Linked DNA regions of Homo sapiens: region 2 is linked to region 1. The links are chromatin contacts, found by Hi-C or POLR2A ChIA-PET in ENCODE. All regions are on one chromosome and are shown on one strand. The core of a region is the stretch at or near the end of the contact, and the rest is flanking DNA. Distances in the headings are between cores, read along the strand shown.

What was found. A loop is a pair of places that touch in the nucleus more often than their neighbours do. ChIA-PET counts read pairs that join two places held with the same protein, here RNA polymerase II (POLR2A).
Region 2: a loop to region 1 is called in a map of B cell, with 9 times the contacts of the local background. The contact joins two enhancer-like sites. A Hi-C loop is called at or near these places in 3 of 168 maps with a recorded cell type or tissue (B cell, PC-9 and endothelial cell of hepatic sinusoid). POLR2A ChIA-PET finds 5 or more read pairs at or near these places in 2 of 52 experiments (A549 and A673).

The regions. Positions count from the first base shown.
Region 1 is chr15:70,385,147-70,392,106 of GRCh38, reverse strand. No RefSeq gene overlaps it. Among named protein-coding and RNA genes, the nearest start is that of LINC02205, 120 kb to the left of the region's middle. Within about 2 kb of position 5,471, at least 3 of the 41 ENCODE cell types and tissues checked have a DNase peak (open chromatin) inside an H3K27ac peak, as active enhancers do; they include B cell, where a contact is called at or near this core.
Region 2 is chr15:70,324,376-70,331,413 of GRCh38, reverse strand. No RefSeq gene overlaps it. Among named protein-coding and RNA genes, the nearest start is that of LINC02205, 180 kb to the left of the region's middle. Within about 2 kb of position 3,138, at least 9 of the 41 ENCODE cell types and tissues checked have a DNase peak (open chromatin) inside an H3K27ac peak, as active enhancers do; they include B cell, where a contact is called at or near this core.

The DNA of each region.
Region 1 (6,960 bases), core at 4,222-6,721:
ACGGACAAGAAATGATGTCTGACTGTTATTTTATGCTTTTAATATAAGTAAATGACCATCTTTTCAAATATTCATTTGTACTTCATTGACTTGTTTTTATTTACTTGTTCACATCCATCACCCATTTATCTATTAAGCTGATGTTTTTAAAAATTCTTAAGATATCTTTATTTTAAGTGAGTGAATTCTTATTATCCACCATATGTATTATCATTGTTATTTGGACTTTAATGAAATTAGATTATGCCTTTATTAAAGTATATTTATTTATTTATTTATTTTGAGACAGGGTCTCACTCTGCTGCCCAGGCTGGAGTGCACTGGCACAGTCTCAGCTCACTGCAACCTCTGCCTCCCTGGTTCAGGCTGATTCTCCTGCCTCAGCCTCTCGAGTAGCTGGCGCACAGGCCTGAGCCCCCACACCTGGCTAATTTTTGTATTTTTAGTAGAGATGGGTTTTCGCCACATTGGCCAGGCTGGTCTCGGTCTCCTGACCTCAGGTGATCCACCCACCTCGGCCTCCCAAAGTGCTGAGGTTATAGACATGAGCCACCACACCTGGCCAGAGTATACTTTCTGTACATAAAATTCACAATTCTAAATAGTTGTTCACTTTTGACAAATATATATTCTGTATACATCTATGTAACTTTTGTGACCACAACCAAGATATAAAACATTTCCATTAACCCCAAAGCTTCCCCATGCCCCTTTACTATCAGTCTCCCTGAACTCCCTACGCCAGGCAAATACTAATGTGGTTTCCATCACTATAATTAGTTTAATCTGTTCTAAAATTCAATATTTAAAGAGTAATAAAGTATGTACTCTTCTGTAAATGACTTCTTTTGCTCAGCATAATGTCTTCTGAGAGTCATCCGTGTTGTTACATTTATCAGAATTTCATTCCTTTTTATTACTGTTGCATAGATTATATAACTGCCCATATGTTAATGGATAGTTGGGTTCTTTCCAGCTTCGGGTTATTGCAAATAAAGTTGCTATGAAGTTGCTTTTACAAAATCTTTATGTAGACCTATGTTTTCATTTCTCTTGGGTAAATGCCAAGTGGTAGAATGGATTATATGACTGATGTATGTTTAGCTTTATAAGAAACTGCCAGGATGTTTTCCAAAGTGATTGTACCATTTTATCTGCCCACCTACAGTGCATAGAGTTCCAATTGGTCCATATCCTTGTCAACACTTGGTATTATCAGTCTTTTTAATTTTAGCCATTCTAGGGGTATAGAGTGCTATCTCATTGTGGTTTTAATTTGCATTTGTCTATGACTAACAAGTATGAGCATTTCTTCATGTGCTTATTGAGCTTTCATATATCTTTTATGGTAAAGGGTCTGTTCAAATATTTTGCTTATTTTAAATTGAGTTGTCATAAGTGTCCTTTTTATACTCTGGAGACAAACCCTTTGTCAGATATTCATACTGTGAATATTTTCTCCCATTCTGGGTCTGCCCTTTTCATTTTTTAAATGCTGACTTTTGAAGAGCAAAAGCTCTTAATTTTTATAAACTTCATCAATTTTTTCCTTTATGATTTCTGCTTTTGTAAAGCAGCTAATAAATTTTTGTTTACTCCTATGTAAGAAAACTTTGCAATGATATTGCAAAGATTTTCTGGTGTATATATTATATATATATATTTGTATGTACATATATACATATATGTATAGATATAATATATATATATTTTAACTTTTATAGTTTTAGTTCTTATCTTTAGGTCTATAATCCATTGTTTGTTAACTCTGGTTTGGATGTATCTTTCTTTATTTTATTTTTATTTTCATAGAGACGAGGTCTCACCATGTTACCCAGGCTGGTCTTGCACTCCTGAGCTCAAGCAATCCTCCTGCCTCAGCCTCCCAAAGTGCTGGGATTGTAGGCATGAGCCACCACATCTGGCCTTTCTTTTCTTTATATGTGAATGAAAATGTTGCTGAGTATAAAATTTGGGAGTTACTTCCCCATTCCCAAACTTTAGATATTTTTACAAATTTTTTGCATGGAATGTTTCTGTGAATTTTGAGGACATCCTGATTTTGCATCTTAAATGTAATTTACATATTTAGCCTGAATAACCGAAAGACTTTATTATTCTTGAAGGTTCAGTTACTTAATCAAGATATATCAAGCTATATTATTTGATCTGCACTTTTATTAATATAGATTTATTATTTTTAATCTCAGGAAAGTTTTCTTCTAACATTTGTAAAGTATTTTTCTGATTGTGTTTGCTCTTTTTAGTCATTTTTGTTTTTTAATTAATACAGTTTTGGAAGAGATTTTGTGATTGCCATATCTTCTGTGCCATATTTCCTAAGAGTTTAGGAAAATAATTTAGGGAAATAATAAATTTTTCCCTGGAAGAAAGAAGTTCCTAGAAAAACGCAAGTTGGGAATAAAAGTAGGCATATGCACTATACTCACACAAGCACACATACGTGCCTGGAATACATACACTGAGGTGCTAAGTGGCTATGTCACCTCTGCGTCCTGCCTATATGCATTTGTGTTTTCTTTCTGGTTTGTGTCCATATGTTTATCTTGCCTACAATGAGCATGGATTGCTTCAGTGATAACTCCCAACACTCAAGCAGATTTTGGGAGCGGAAAGAATGAGCCTCATTCAATAGCTCATTTACCAAACATTTCCTTAGCATCCACTTCTCTTCAATCAGGAATTTAACACTTTTCCTCCTATTCAGGCTGGAATAGTTATTCCAAAGTGAAAATTAAAGGATGGAGATTGACTGCTGGTGTAAACAATCTCTCCAAAATGGAAGTGTTTCTCACATATCTCTCCTAGAGTCACTTGACTTGAAGCAGGTCCTGGGCCTCCTCTCTGTGGCTTAGGCAAGGGGGCTGCCAGTGGGCAGATGTGGCCCGTAGGTGCATTTTGACAGCACGGTGATTACCATTTTTGTTTGTTTGTTTTTAAAACTTTTGAGCCTTTAACTGGGGGATGTGCTCTCCAGTTCTCCACAGTCTTCATAGCCCCTCACTGGGGTACCCCTGGCCTATCCCACACATTTATGGTACTTGCCTGATCCCTACAGGACTTCTGGTGCAGGAGGTGATAGATGAGTGTTCAAGAGGCACCAAAATGAGCTCCTACTTCCTTTATTTTTTTTATCCATATTTATGTACTTACTAGGACAGAAGGGCAGAAGAGGGACATGAAGGTGAGTATAAACAGTGTAAGTCATAACCCTGTTTGAGGGAAGTGGCTAATTTGGCTCTGAGCTTCCCAGTGGCTAAATCAAAGAAGGCAACCCAATCAGTTTTACAATTTACATTGTCAGTAAGTCTAAAATTGAAGTATTTTCTCAAGAGAAATAAGCTTTACTTTGAAAACAAGCTCCTAAGATGAAAACTGCCTTTGCATACTTTCTCTAGACTTGGGAGCTCAGGATTCTAAAATGATCCCAGTAGAAGCTGTACAAATACATTAAATGCAAAATGCGTATAGCACAAGCTTGATATCTATATGAGCTAATTGAGAGGAGAAAAGATTTTGAGTTTAGCACATAAGCACTTAGTATATCTTTCTTCCCACATTATAGATAGCACTGCTATTTTCTAAGTAGAAACTGAAATATTTCATCTATGCATGCAAATTAGTCTGGACTCTGTGCCCAAGGCATAAAACAAATGGAATCATGAATATTTTTAAAGGAATGTATTCTACCTCTTTTTTGTTCCTGTCTAGTTACTGGTGCCGTATAAATGGAGGGGTCTGGGGAGTGGGATCATATTTAGTTGATGGGACCTGAGGGTGGAATCAGGGAGACTCTGCTCTAGTGTTGTCACATCTGAGTGTTTCTCAACTTGGCTGGGTGCTCACTGTAAACACCTGGAAATCTTTGAACAATACTATGCCTTTGTCTCACCCCAGAACAATTGCATCTGAATCTCTGGGGTGGGGCCTAGGGGATTACTTTTGTTCAAAAGGTCTTCCAGTGATTCTAGGGTACAGTCACGGCCTTGAGCTCTGATGTCTCTGGGCCAGTGGTTCTCCACCTCTAGTGCATGAGACTCACTTGGCAAGCTGGTTGAAATGCAGATTCCTGGGCCTCATCCCCTTCCTCAATATTCTCATTTAGTAAGTCTCTGCAGGTCAGGTCAGTGTTGAGAGCAACTGACCTAGTCTTTCTTTCCACCTAGTGTCACAAAGTAGGTGCTACGTCTTCAAATGTAGAAGCAAGTGTGGAATAGAATAATCAGTAAAAAAAGGAAAAGGGCATCAGAAACCAGAAGGAAAAAGACAATCACAGCAGAAACCTGCAAGCACAGTCATTATAACTGAACACAGAATTTTACTCTGCTTTTCCTGCAACCAGGACCTCCATCTCTGCTGGCCCTGAGGCCTTGTTCTTACTATTTAACATTGCCAGACACAAGTTTCCTCACTGGTAAAATGAGAGTTCTAATACATGATGCACAGAAATGGAGTTTCTCCATAGCCACTGATTGAGTTTCTGGGAAGGGACAGAGGATGAGGACATTTTGAAAAGAGCCTGGGATAAGTGTGGGAGCACCCGGGCTCTTGTGGGTGCTGGTTTCTAAGCCATTGCACCTGCCAAGCCAGGAGCTGAGTTTCTAGTGGAAACCTCTGACCCGCTTCTTGCTAATGCCTGACAGTCCATTTCCCAAGGGAGGTTAAAGGACATCTCTGTCTCAAGCAGGCATTTCCCATAATCCAAGAGATAGGGATGAGAAATGTCTGCTGGTGCCACTGGGTGTCTTAACAAGGGAGACCCCTGGGGTGGCAGGAGCCGCAGTAGACACACTGGTCCCTCCGCCTGCCCCTCAGCACGGCCTGGCTGCTCAAGGCCTTTGAAGGATGAATTTTCATGCGACGTCTGTGTTTTCACTTGGAGAGACCCGACAGGAGCTGCTGCAATATTTCACCAGCTCTTGTGTTTGTCAGCTCCACTAATCATCAGCCTCAATCACTGGTGCGATATTTTATGAATTAATAAAAATGATCACGGGCAGTCCAGGGGGACCCAGGGAAGAAATGCGTGCGGTAGAATTTTAATGAGCACCGTGGGGAATTTCAACCTTTTCTCGCTTTTTGTTTTTATTTTTTAAAAAATCTTCCCTTCTTCCTTCCACGCCCCCCTCTGAAATCTTTTTCTTGCCCGAGCCCCTCCCCTTTAGCAAAATCATAGCTAGAGCTGTTCTAAATCACTGTCACACAAATTAGGTGTTTTCCCTCAGCCTGTTGTTTGGCCCACAACAGTGTCGTCCTGTGCTGCAAATGTGCCCCATGCACCTGCTCTCTGTCCTAATTGAGCAGATGATCTGCCGATTTGTCATGCTTAGCCCAGACCCCCTTCCTGGCACCCCCTCCCCCATACTGCCAGCCTTGGCCTGCCTGGAACATTGGGCAGATGTAGAGCTTCCCGTGTGTGTGTGTGTGTGTGTGTGTGTGTGTGTGTGTTATGACAGATCTTGTACTCATTATTGAATAATTCATTGTTGCGTTAATGTCTTCAGATACCATCTCTCACTTCCTCACTCTTTCTCTCTCTCATCTGGCTCGCTTGGGAAAACTTGATTATGCCTGCCGCTCTGACGACAGAGTATACAGATAAAAGATAATTGCTTGGCTTGACTCCTCCATTGATATGAAAATAAGATTTAAATTATTCACTCTGGTTTAAAGGTTAGTTGAAGGTTATTACAGGGGATGAAGGAAAAAAAATCACTCTTCATAACGTTCGGGGTTGAGATAAGACAGATTTGAAAGGGCCTAATTTGCACTGTAGGCAGAAGCACCTTGTGAATAAACTGAGACTCCCTCTAGAGATTTTAATCTAGGAGAAGTCAATTATTTATAAGCAAATTATGGCCGGCTTTTCATATATATAAAACACTCTGTGTCATAAATAAGGACATGGTGGCGTCTGTTCCTTTCTCAGCACCCAGTTTTTCTTGATCTCGAAGCTCTGGCCTTGTCACAACAGGAATTTAATGAGGCGCCTCTGTTAGGAGGGTCAGCTGACTTGGTGGGGGCTACTTTTAATAGATGATAATGGTAATGATAATAATAATTTGGCTTTGGGGGTGGGTCTCTGCCTCTGGGCCTGACCCCTTGCCCGACGGGAATGGCCCGGGAAGCGGGGGGCCTATGGGGACACTGGCCACCTGCGATTGGCCCCCTCTTGCCCACCAAGCATTGGTGTTCCCAGTGGGTTCTTGCAGATTTACATAGGAAATCATCTCAGAGCTGCTTCTGCCCAGGGAGGCACATCTCCTGCCTGAGAATCAATAATTAATGGCCTTCCATATTTCTGGAAGTTGGGCGCTGCTTCAGAAAGTATCCAGTGGCCTCCTCCTCTATAGCGCTCCATGCATTAATCATGGCCAGCCATTTTTATCAAAATGCAGAGCTGCGGAACCTGAGTGTTCTTCTCTCTGGTGGGCCCACTTTGCAGCCCGTCCCAGGAATGCTCTCGAGGAGCCCCTGGGTGAGTGACTTGGGGCTGGGCGTCATGTTCCCTAGAACCTCCTTTCACTGTACAATCACAGGAACCTTTGCTCCTCCTATTACCTGCAAATAGGGCATCATGCATGCAACCCTGCAATCCCCTGGGATTGGTTTAGGAAATACGTAGTGTCAGAGAGCTAGGCTTGTAGGACTCCAAGAAGGATCTTGGCCTGCAAGCCCTGAGGCTGCCTCTAAGGGGGGGTCTGGCCAGGCGAGGTTGCCCTCTGTCTGGCTGTGGAAAACTTTCAATCATCTGCTCCCTCTCTAGATGATTACAAAGCCTCCAAGCTGTTAGCCCCAGTTAGTTCTCCACAGGGATCCTATCTGGAAAGGATCCTTGCCCCTGGCAGGTTTCAGGAAGATCTGGAACAGCCTGGGTTTGCCGAGGTGCCTGGCCTGGTGTGGGCGGTCTGGCCTGGCCTGGTGTGGGCGGTCTGACCT
Region 2 (7,038 bases), core at 1,889-4,388, 58 kb after region 1:
ACAAGATCATACAAAAGTCTACTGTCTTTCTATATACTAGCAGCAAAAAATTGAAAAATTAAAATTTTTAAAGCCATTTTACATTAATATCTAAAAACACAAAATACTTAGGAATAAATGTAACAAAATATAAAGAATATTTGTCATAAAGTGACAAAATATTGCTAAAAGACATTTAAATAGACCTTATAAGTGAGGAGCTATTCCATATTCATAAACTGAAAACCTCAATATTGGTAAGATGTCAAGTCTTCCCAAATATATCTATGGATTAAAGCAATCCCAAAGAGAATCTCAAAATGTTTTTGTAGAAAATGACAAGAAACATGTCATTATGAATTTATATGGAAAAACAAAGCTAAAGAATTGTCAAACAATATTGAAAAAGAAAGACAAATTTATACCACCTGACTTCAGGACTTACAGTCAAGCCACATAATCAAGACAGTGTGGTATTGGTATAAGGAAAGACATGTAATGGAACAGAATAGAAAGACCAGAAATAGACCCACATATATACCATGAATGGATTTTCAATCAAAGTGCTAAACCAACTTAACAGGGCAATGAAAGTCTTTGCAACAAATATCAAACAACTGGATAAATCTATGGTAAAAATAAACTTAGGGCCCTATGTATCACCACACACAAACATTAATTCTAGACATATCATAGACCTAATGATAAGAGCTAAAACTATAAAAATTTTTGGAGAAAACCTAGGAGAATGTATTTGTGACCTAGGGGCATAAAAATAGCCAATAAACACATGAAGCAGTGTTCAACATCATTAATCATCAGGGGAATGCAAATTAAGACTACAATGAGCTACTATTACGCACACATCAGGATAAAGACTGACAACATGAAATGTTAGTGAGGATCTGGAGCAACTGGAACCCTCATCCACCGCCAGTGAGTGTAAAATAGTACAACCACTTCAATTATACATTTCTTATTAATTGAATCGTTTGCCTACTTGTGACCTAGCAATTCCATCAATAGGTATTTATCCAGGAGAAACAAAAATATGTCTACATAACTACTTGTATATGAATGATCATTATTATGGTTTAATTCACAATAGCCAAAAACTAAAAACAACCAAAATGTCCATGAACAGAGCTACTGGATAAACAATTTGTGGTATCTTCATGTACTGGAACAGTACCCAGCAGAGATTGGAATAAATCACCAATGCACAGAACAACATGAATGAATCTCACGGACATCATGAAAGCAAAGTACAGAAAAGAACAAGTATAGTTTGCTTTCCATTTATGTGAAGACCTAGGGTAGGCAAAACTCAGCCCTGGTGATAAAAATCAGAATGGTTGCCTTTGAGGTGGATATGAGTGGAAGGGACACAAAAGAACTTTCTGAGGCAATGGAAGTGTTCTATACCTTGGTTGACATGGTATACATGTTTATCCAAAGATAACGTATGTGCATTTCACTGTGTGTCAATTTTGAGCCAATTTTAAAAGGAAAAACAAAGGAAGTTAAAAAACAAAAACATAGGACTCTGATTCCAGGAGTCTTGAGTGCCCACACCTAGGGCTTAATCACAGTGGGGCTGTGGTCAGTGCTTTTCTTTCTCTGCATTAGCTGGAACTATGGAAAGAAAGGCTCAGCAGATTGGGTGCCTGGGAAGCCTGTGGGCCTGTCCTGTCCTCAGCTGCCTGAACGAGTCACTTTAACTTCAGAAGTGTCTATAAATTAATCCTGAAGTCTGTGTAAGCCCATCAGTGTTACATGCTGGTCTTCTCTGAGTCTATGTGTATTTTATTTTAAGGCTCCTCCCTCTCCTTCACTGTCATGGCCTTCAGAAAAAATAACCATTCCCTTGGAATGATGTGTGACCCCACCAATCAGAGGATAAGTTGTCTGGCCAACTTGGGCAGCCAACAGAGGAAAATTTCCTGGAGGGTTACGCCACCGGTTGGATCTAAAAGGACTAAAGCTTTCTTACAGCCCTCATGTCCAAGGGGAGGGAGGAGGGCCAGATGACCTGGAAAAGATACACAAATAGAGGTTCCGAGTTATGACACCTACACAAGTCCAGTTCAGTCCTTTCGGGAACCCCCACCTCCCTAGTGCCAGCATTGCCTTCACACCGCCTCTCTGAGCTTCCCATTGCTGGGAAACCAGATAGATGACGTGCCCACAGGACAAGGGGGGAAGGAAGAGAAGAACCAAGGAGACGGACAAGGCAGGAGAAAGGGGAAGCGATGCTTAAACAAAAAGAAAAGGATCTTCTGGAATCAGAAGGGAAAGTTTTTGTTGCTGGCCTCTCAAGGCATGGGATTGACTAGCAACAATTTCATCCTTTTGTAGAGGGTTTAGTGTTTTTCAAAATGCCCACATCTTATGCCATGAGGTGGCCTGGCCAGGTATCAGGACTCCCCACTTTTAACAGATGAGGAAACAGAGGCTAGAAAGCTCAGGCACTTGTTCAAATTGGCATAGCAAGTGAAAGCACAAAGTGGGAATCTGGCCAGATTTCCTGATGGCCACCCCTCTTCCTCGGGTGGGGGACATCCCCTGGGCACTCTTTTCCCCCTTTGCTCTCTCACCAACACTCATCAGATCAGCCGTGAGGACTGGGGAGGGAATGCTGTCTGCAGGGTAGAATCATGCGCAAGGTGAAGGAGCTCAGCTTCCAGCCCTGGGCCTTTTTAGGAAATGTAGCTCTGCATGAAACACTTGGCTTTGATGGGAAGGAAAGAAGTAGGTCTACTAATTAAATGTCATTTAGGATTTTTTTTTAGCTTTAAAAACAGAGGAGATATGTTTAATTCAGGCTCACCACCGTCATGGAGCATTTCTGTGAAGCTCAGGGCTCTCTGTGCACAGTCTCTCTGACTCCAAAAGATCATTGGATTGTCTTTTCCTCTTTCTGGTTTTGTTTTGATTTTGTTGTTATTGTTTTCATTTTAAAAATGCACACCCTCTGGAGTTGAATACTTTGACTTCTTTGATGCAAGGGAAGCCAACCATGGATTTCTAAAGTTAGACAGAAAGAAGTTGACATTGGCTGGAACTAAACCACAAGCCTCAGAAGCATCTGCACTGCTGGGCCCCGGTCCACAGCCGGTGCGGTCAGCATCATGTCATTGTGCTCTCTGGAGAAAACTAGAGACCCAGAGACCTGCCGGTTACACTGCCATTGGCTCCCTGCCCCTGGACAGGCAGGGACTAAGTGTCAACTAGGAATTGTAACCATCCCTGCCTCATGGGGGTGGTGGGGATGGTGAGGGGGTCGAGGAGAAGGAGGGGGGGGGAAGAGGACGCACTTGGTATGAAAATCCAGAGGGACTCCAGTGTGCATGTGAGTTTCCTAAAAGAGGAAATGCCTCCTCTCCAGAAACAATGATGTAAATACCTCTGTGGTTTTACTTCACTGAGCTGTGCTTACTTGTTGCCTCTTAGAGTAGAACCTTTCCTTCCTATAGAGAATTCTTTCCACCAGGATTGGATGGGGCTGATCCTGCCTGCTCCCTGGCCACATGACCCGAGGCCAGGCCAGTCAGAAGCCTTCCTTCCTTCTGCTCTGGGCTTGCTAAAGTGGCAGGGCTTCCAATACTCATCTTGCCTGTGACATGTAGAGAGCCAGTAGGAGAGATAAAGGGAGGTGGGAGAGAGAGAGATGGCCATCTTCAATGCTATCATTTGAGTTTCTGGATACAGCTATCCTGAAGGTAGGTAGATTACTTCTACAAGCGAATAGAAATAATCTCTATTCTCTTTCTTTCTTTGTTTCTTTCTTTCTTTGTTTCTTTCTTTCTCTTTTCTTTCTTTTTCTTTCTTTCTTTCTTCTTTTTCTTTCTTTCTTTCCTTCTTTCTCTCTCCCCTTCCTTCTTTCCTCCCTCCCTCCCTCCTTCTCTCTCTCTCTCTTTCTTTCTCTCTCTTTTCTTTCTTTCTCTTTCCCTCCCCACTCCCTTCCTTCCTTCCTTCATTTGTTCGTTCGTTTGTTCCTTCCTTCCTTCCTTTCTTTTCCTATAACTACTTTAGATTTTATTCCTGCCACTTGTAACTGAAAGAGAGCCAAGTAATATGTGTCTCACTCAATTTTGCATCTCTAGCACACCCAGCACACAGGAGCATGCATGTTCAATGAATGTTTGAGTGTCTTTAGAAAGAAATAAAGTTGCCAGGCACGGTGGCTCATGCCTGTAATTCCAGCACTTTGGGAGGCCAAGGCAGGTGGATCACCTGAGGTCAGGAGTTCGAGACCAGCCTGACTAACATGGAGAAACCCCGTCTCTTCTAAAAATACAAAATTAGCCAGGCATGGTGGTGCATGCCTGTAATCCTAGCTACTCAGGAGGCTGAGGCAGGAGAATCGCTTGAACCCGGGAGATGGAGGTTGCGGTGAGCCGAGATAGTGCCATTTCACTCCAGCCTGGGCAACAAGAGTGAAACTCAGTCACAAAAAAAAAAAAAAAAGAAAAAGAAAAGAAAAGAAAAAAATAAAGTTGGGGTGAATGAAGAAAGTGCGTTGTTGGGCATTTATCAGCTCTCTGTGTCGGGCACTTTATATAAATTATTTCAGTCATTATAGCACTGCAGTATTAGGACTACGATCTCCACTTGAAGTTTACATAAAATAAGGAAGAAAGAGCTCCCGGTGAAAGTCCAGACCTTCAGATGTGGGATGGAGCCTTTGAGTCAGTCTCTCTCTGACACCTCAGAAGCTGGTCCATCGGATGTCTGCTCCTCACAGTGGCCTTTGTGTGCTGGCCCCTGGCCTTCTGCGGGAGCCCAGACCAGAGTTGTGGGGCTCTCTGTACCACATCCATGCTTCCCCTTGGATGTCAGGAGGAGGTCTCTTACCAGGGGCTGAACACTGCAAACATAGAAGTGAGTTCTCAGGTCCCCGACTTCCCCTCATCCACTTCTCTCCATGATCCTGTGTCCTTTCTCATTGCTTGACCTAGTCCACACCAGCTCCACCAAATTCACATCCCAAATTTCTGTTGCTCAGTGGATCCAAGATCAGGCCAAAGTGAAATTCGTTGGGTGCAGCTGTGGGTCCCTGGAGTCCAGAAGTTTCATGGTGTGAGAGGGAGGCCACTGTTGGTAGAACAGGATGGGGGTCCTGAAGTTGTATCTGAGCTCTGTATTTGCATTTTCACCACAACTTAAATGACCTCAAATGACAGGGTAGGAAAGACCTCAAAAATCATCTAAAGAAGCACAACCTGGAGTGCTTCCTGACATTCCCTGACCCCGGCTCCCAAACTTGAGAGAGACAGTGCTGATCACTCAAAGCACTTCTTCCTGCTGAGCTCAGATACACTTTCAGATCTTTCCCACGCAGCGCTGTGGGCTGCCCCATCAGTCACTGGGAGGTGGCTCACAAAAAAAAGTACTTGTCCTCAGACCTGGTTCAAGACCCTCATTTTTTGCTATTGTGAAAATAGAGATCCAGAAGGGTGAAAGGACTTGTCCAAGGTCGTGCAGCCCAGCTGGAACTTGAAAACATACCTTTTGATTCTCTTAAGTCTACTGTTCTTTCTTCTGAATGTGCTGACTTAGTACCATTAGTATATGGTAATATGCCAACCCAATTCAAACTCTACATATGCTTCACTGGAAAATCAATCAAGCAAATTGATAGAGCTCCGTGTTGTGGAAAGAACACTGAGCTGCGATTTTATCTCTGGTCTGGCAATAAACCAGCTGTGTGACCTTGGGTCAGTCAATTCACTTCTCTGAGTCTCAGTTTCCTCATCTGTCTAATTGTGGGGGCAGGGTGATTTTTATGATCTGTAAGGTACCTTTAAATATTAATAATCTGTGATTTCATTTGCCCAGAATTATGCCAGACATTTTTCTAGCTATAAATAGACAGAAGAGAAGACACAACCATACAATACAAGAAGCAACAAAACATTAATATAATTAATATAACTTTTAATTTATATAATTAAGGGCCAGGAGGTGTGGAACTTACTGAGGCCCTCTGGGAGTTAAGAGGAGGGAGTTCTGAGTGGTAGGGAGTTGTCTTTGTGGAAAGGAGAATTCAGCCTGGCCCTAGAGGATGGGTGGTAGATAGGGGACAATGGCACTGCAGGCAACAGGAGGAAAATAAAGTGGCAGCAAGGTGAGATACGCAGTGTGTGTTTAGGAACAGAACAGCCTGACTGGAGAGGAGGTGGAGGAAGTCTTAGGAATGCTTTAGGGAGTCAGAGGTGAGCATGGAGCCCAGTGTCACATGGAATGTGGAGGAGAGGTCCTATTCTCTACAGAGACCTATAGGGGAATCTTTTGTTTTGTTGAATAAAAGGTGAAAATGATAGAGATTCAACTCAAACTGGCTTAACCAAAACAGTGGATTTGTTAACTCACACAATCAAAAACCCCAGGTTAGACTTCAGCTGTAATTGGACCCAGGGGCTCAAAAAATCTCACTGGGAATGTGCCCTTCTCCGTTTGTACTTTCTTCTGTGTTGGCCTCATTCCCAACAGCCATTTCCAACTGGTGGCAAGATGGCGCCCAGCAGCTCCCAACTTACATTTTACCACTTAAGACTGGTGGAAAGAGAGCTCCTTATTCTGCCAGTTTTGTGAAAGTCCTGGGGTGGATGCTCATTGACCCAGATGTGATCTCGTTCCCATCTCTGAACCAATCACCAAGGCCACGGGCGGGATGCAAGGCCCCGATGGACCAGGCCTGAGGCACATGCTCATCCCTGGAGCCGGAGAGTGGGATCTTCCCCAGAGGAACTGGGGAAACTGAAAATGGGATGGGATGATGATTCCTAGAGAAAAATCATAGGGCCACTATCAAAAGTAGGAGTGGAGGCATCCCGGACAGGCAAACTCAGCAGATGTCCAGCACCAAGAGTATTTCATCAGGCTTCATGTGGAAGAAACTAGGCTGTGTCTTTAAGACAGAGCCAGACTAAGCAGTAATTCTGCATAGGGGAACTCAGTTACTCAACTCTAAAACCTGCTGGGCAAGGGTTCTGAGAGGCCGCAGTGAGGTGGATGGGACGACAGCCTCGGGGCAGGTCTCATCTTTCTTACATT